Regions from separate parts of the Homo sapiens genome. Here region 2 is linked to region 1. Evidence: chromatin contacts called from ENCODE Hi-C data. All regions are on one chromosome and are shown on one strand. Each heading gives the region's core, a stretch centred on a gene start or an enhancer-like site at or near the end of the contact. The rest is flanking DNA. Distances are from core to core; before and after follow the strand shown.

What was found. Hi-C counts contacts between places; a loop is a spot of excess contacts on that map. Pooled maps may share reads with other maps.
Region 2: a loop to region 1 is called in a map of natural killer cell, with 14 times the contacts of the local background. The contact joins two enhancer-like sites. A Hi-C loop is called at or near these places in 1 of 168 maps with a recorded cell type or tissue (natural killer cell) and 2 of 50 pooled maps.

The regions. Positions count from the first base shown.
Region 1 is chr1:100,395,428-100,398,230 of GRCh38, reverse strand. All of the region lies in intron 4 of CDC14A (cell division cycle 14A), which reads right to left. Among named protein-coding and RNA genes, the nearest start is that of CDC14A, 44 kb to the right of the region's middle. Within about 2 kb of position 1,435, at least 3 of the 41 ENCODE cell types and tissues checked have a DNase peak (open chromatin) inside an H3K27ac peak, as active enhancers do; they include natural killer cell, where a contact is called at or near this core.
Region 2 is chr1:100,712,347-100,715,149 of GRCh38, reverse strand. No RefSeq gene overlaps it. Among named protein-coding and RNA genes, the nearest start is that of VCAM1, 6.0 kb to the left of the region's middle. RefSeq lists an enhancer at 1,682-2,803. Within about 2 kb of position 1,454, at least 4 of the 41 ENCODE cell types and tissues checked have a DNase peak (open chromatin) inside an H3K27ac peak, as active enhancers do; they include natural killer cell, where a contact is called at or near this core.

The sequences.
Region 1 (2,803 bases), core at 186-2,685:
CCCTGCCAGGGCCACCAGACATTCCTAAGTGCATACAACGTCAGACACTGCACCGATGACACCTTTATATAAATGACCTCCTTCAGTCCTCACCGCAAGTAAAATAGGGTATTATTATGCCTATTTTAAAGATGAAAAAAACAGGAGTTTGGATAAGTTAACTTGCTCAGGGCATACAACTAACAATTGGATTCAAAGCCCAGTGAGCCTGTGGCTATGTTAAAGTCATTGCTCACAACCACTAAGCCAAATGGAGAATGGCTTCTTTGCAATTAGTCACAGACTTAGCAGTAGAGTATAACTACTTAGGTCTTAAGTGTAGTCTACAAAATAAATAGCCAACACAGACATGGTTAGACAGTCTAAAAACCTCAGGCTTGTTATTCCCAATTCAGACATGACATCTGGTTCAGGCTAGTCTCAGTTAATCCACAATGTAGACCTCTAATTTAGCAATGCAAAGACTTAACAAGTGGGTAAGGAAAGTATATAATGTGGCTACCACCTCTGTTTAAGCATCCTCCACATAACAGAAAAAAAAACTGTATTTCTTTAACTCTGAACTTAATTTTCTAAGCTATACAGTCACACTTATTTTAACATCTTCTCATACATATTATTTTCCAATTCTTCAGTCACGGTGACCTGATCCAAATTCTCCTTGACCTAGGCCTGCAAAACTGAAAACAATATAGTAACACAGGTACTAGTGAAGACTTGGTCTTTAAGCACATGGCAAGAACCTAATTAATTCATACTCATAATTTTAAAAAGCCATCTTTTTCAAACTCATATCAGAGTGTTTTAGATGCTACAATGATCTAAACATCCTAACTTCAAAACTGCACTGAGTGTTGCCCTGGAAGGGAAACACCTTTCTGACAAAGCTGGTCTCTTCTTAAATCTGAGCCTTCCATCTCAAGGAGCACAATGTCACAATGCAGGGGGTGAAGAGATGCTCTACTAGTAGAGGCATCCCTAAAATGGGTGCCTAGCATCTGCTAAGTGTCACTGTGGTCTCCAGTGCCCACATCATTCCAGCAACCCTGGCTTTAAGATCACTGAACATGATGGTCTATATCAGGGTGTCTAATCATTTAGCTTCCCTGGGCCACATTGGAAGAAGAAGAATTGTCTTGGGCCACACATAAAATACACTAACACTAAGGATAGCTGATGAGCTTTAAAAAAAAAAAAAATCTCATAATGTTTTAAGAACGTTTATGAATTTGTGTTAGGCCACATTCAAAGCCAGCCGCAGGTTAAACAAGCTTGGTCTATATTTTATCTCCTTTTTGATCCTTATGACAGCTCTATGAGAGAAAGCATAAAAAGTCTCCCCCCACTTAGATATAAGGAAATAGAAACACAAAAGCTGTGAAATACTTGAAGTCATTATCTAACAGAGAAACCAAAAGTGCCACAAGATGGCACACTCAAAAGTAAGCCATGGTGTTTGTGGCACAACAGTTGAAAAGTAGTTAATGCCACTGAGCTGTACATTTTAAAATGGTTAAGACAGCAAGTTTCATGTTACGTATATTTTACCACAAAAAAATTGGGAAAATACAAGTTTATTTTTTAAAAAAAGGCTAGGTAGTGATGTAATTTTGTATACTTGTTACTACCCTTGGTCTATGCTCTTTACTTTGATTCTGTATCTTTAAAAACCAAAGTTGGCTCAGTCATGACTACAAATATTCTGGTAAAGGGGAAGACACCACTTTATACCTTACGTCCAACTTCATTATTTTCAGGAGTTTCCCATATATTACCTTCTTTCTTTCATGTTTTGTCATCCCATTATTCATTCACTCAAAAGATACTTACAGAGCACCCATTACATACCAGGCACAGCTCTAAATTGATAGTGTTCAAATACTGAAATAGTTCTATACCAGTTGGTAAATAGCTGCAGCCCACAGCACACCACTCCACTCCACACTGGCCATCCTAGTCTCTTCCTTGGGACCCACGCCCACCCCCTAGGCCCTAGACTTCCCCAAGATTCAGCAAAGCAAGAAGCCTCCAGGACCCTGTCCCAGCTTCCAACTCAACGGGTGAATACCCGGCCTAACCCCTTGTTAAATATTTTATCACCCTCCACACACAGCGACGAACAAAACAGATAAAGTCCTTACCCTCTAGTCTGGGAAAGAGATAATAAGCAAGTAAATGCATAAACAAAGTAATTTCAAATAGTAGCATGCTGTAAAGAAAATAAAGCAACAAAGGTCTAAAGGATGACTAGGGGTGGAGGTAACAGGGTAGAAATTAAGAGAAAATCTCTCTGAGAAAGTAACATTAGAAAGAGCCAGGCATGCAGAGGTCTGAAGTAAGAACATTCCAGATAGAACAGAAATATCAAGGCTCTTTGGTAGGAACAAGCATGGAATTTCAGTTAGAAGTCCAGCATGAGGGGAGCAACTTGAGCAAGGAGACCACAGAGGTAGAGAGGGTCAGATCAGAAAGGATCTTAATGGCATTGGTAAGGATAAATTTTATGCCAAGATCAGTGAGCAATAACAGATTTGAAACAGGGTAATGACGTGATCTAATTTACAATTTTAAAAGACTACTCTGACAGTTGTATGGCAACTAAATTAATGGGAAGCAAGAATATAAAAAGGAGACAACATATAAAGCTGTGGTCATAATCCAGGTGAACAATGACAGTGGCTTGGGCTAGGTGATAGCAACAGAGATGGAAAGATACATTCTGATTCAATATGTTTTAGAGGTAGAGCTGACCAAACTTACGAATAAGTAGAATGTGGGATGAGCGAACAAAAGAAATCAAAAT
Region 2 (2,803 bases), core at 205-2,704, 320 kb before region 1:
GCCAGTGGAGTTTGTCTCCTTTTAAATAACTTTCTAAGAAGTCAAAGGCAGTGATTTCCACTCATATCTCACTGAAAAAGTAGGAGATTCAATATTTTAGCTGAATACATGGTGGCCTCCAAATAAATTAGGATTCTGTTTATAAGAAAAAAGGAAGAGTGGATGATGAGTAGGCAGGCAATTAGCAGCATCTGTCACAATTTCCTAATTCAGTTCAATTCATAGAATGTTTATTGAGAGACTGCTATGCTGACACCTTTCTAGCACTGAAATATACAGATGAGGACATGCACACAGTTCCTATATCAGAATGGAAAAGATCTGTGTGGTATTAGTAAAGAACTTTCACATAGTTCAACTCAGAAGAGTTGAACTTTGTGACTCAGAAGTGTCACTTTATTTCCTGATTGCAGATAAATAAATGGCACCTATTCCGAGTCACCAGAATAGGTGCCATTTATTTATCTGCAATCAGGAAATAAAATATATTTGAGTAAGCTGATAGAAGTGTGAGATTTTTCTGGAAAGTAAACTACAGGAAAGATCATTATCTGGTAGGAATCTTGCTTAACCATAAATTTATTGTGACCTTTTGTAATTTTGAAAAAAAAGATTATTTCTTATTAAGAGTAAAACTTCTATTTAATAAAACGTACACACAAGATGTGAGAGATTTACTGAATTTTAATATCACACTAAATGATTACATAAAATAATAATAGGAAGAAGACTGCCAATATGAAAATTATTACTCCCTTCCCTCTTCTAAATTTACTTAATGGAATTCAGAATTTGATTATTTATGCTTTTACTATCCCATGTGTTTAAATTTGGCATTTCAGGTGGACAGAGGATCCTTTGTATATTCCAGTTCTCCTGTTTGGGATGAACTTCCCTCTTTGCAAATCTGTCTCTGGCCTTCTTAAAAAGCATTTTGCCTTGTATTTGTTTTATTACTTACTATGTCCAGATGGGGCTTTATTTTCTCGACATATTTAACCTCTTTAAGTAGAGAAGTCTTACTCATTTTTACATATTACCTGATCTGATGCTCTGTCCACCCCAAGTGCCTATGAATTTATATGAAATAAATAAACATGTTTTTGAGGCAATAACTCAGTACACTTCTTTCAGTTACTAATAACACTTCACATTTGTGAAACTCTCTGTTGTTTTTTGTTTGCTTGCCTTTTGTTTTGAGACAAAGTCTTGCCCTTTCACCCAGGCTGGAATGTGGTGGCACGATCATGACTCACTGCAGCTTTAGGACTACAGGCGCAGGCCACCATGCCCAGCTAATTTTTATATATGCGTGTAAAGACAGAGTCTTACCATGTTACCCAGACTGGTCTCAAACTCCCACCCCAAGAGATCCTCCCACATCAGCCTCTCAAAGCACTGGGATTACAGGCATGAGACACTGTGCCCAGCCTCACATTTGTGTAACTCTTTATCTAAAGCAAGCTTGTCCAATCTGTGGCCCAGAACAGCTTGGAATGTGGCCCAACATAAATTTGTAAACTTTCTTAAAACATTTTGACATGTTTTGGCAATTTTTTAAGCTCATCAGCTATCATTAGTGTTAGTGTCTTTTATGTGTGGCTCAAGACAATTCTTCTTCTTCCAATGTGGCCCAGGGAAGCCAAAAGATTGGACACCCTTGATCTAAAGAGTTGTCCAAATGTGTCCGGAAGTGGTTCCTTCTGGTGGGTTCTTGGTCTCACTGACTTCAAGAATGAAGCCACAGACCCTCGTGGTGAGTGTTACAGTTCTTAAAGATGGTGTGTCTGGAGTTTCTTTTTTCTGGTGGGTTCGTGGTCTTGCTGACTTCAGAAGTGAAGCTGCAGACCTTCGCAGTGAGTGTTACAGCTCTCAAAGGTGGTGCGTCCAGAGTTGTTCGTTCCTCGCAGTGGGTTTGTGGTCTCGCTGACGTCATCTCGCTGACTTCAGGGGTGAAGCCACAGACCTTTGCAGTGAGTGTTAACAGCTCTTAAAGGTGGCGCGTCCGGAGTTGTGTGTTCCTCCTCGTGGGTTCGTGGTCATTCTGGCTTCAGGAGTGAAGCTGCAGACCTTCGCAGTGAGTGTTAAAGGTAGTGCAGACCCAAAGAGTGAGTAGCAAGATTTATTGCAAAGAGTGAAACAACAAAGCTTCCACAGGTGGAAGCAGACCCAAGCAGGTTGCTGCTGCTGGCTCTGGTGGTCAGCTTTTATTACCTTATTTGGCCCTGCCGACATTCTGCTGATTGATCCATTTTACAGAGTGCTGATTGGTCCGTTTTTACAGAGTGCTGATTGGTGCTTTTACAAACCTTTAGCTAGACAGAGTGCTGATTGGTACGTTTTTACAGAGTGCTGATTGGTGTGTTTACAAACCTTTAGCTAGACACAGAGCACTGATTGGTGTGTTTACAATCCTTTAGCTAGACAGAAAAGTTCTCCAAGTCCCCACCCAACCCAGAAGCCCAGCCTCTTCACCTCTTACAAAGTGCCTCAGGATTATGGCCTGTGAGCCTCACAGCAACCCTATGCGAGAGGTAATGTGGATGCTCTTATCTTCACAGTGTTGATCAGGAAACAGAGGCCCAAAGAAATTTGGTTACTTGAGCAAGCTCACGCAGCTAGTGGCAAGAATTGGATCTTTACCCCAGCTCATCTCATTCTCACTTCTCTACTTGGTGCACTATGCCAAATCACCTCAGTGTTTGTGGGAGAGATGCACCTTCCCTTCAAGTATTAATGCTGTCACTTAGAGAACCCAGATGCCCATAAGGTCTCATTCCAATCTGACACTTTGAATATGACA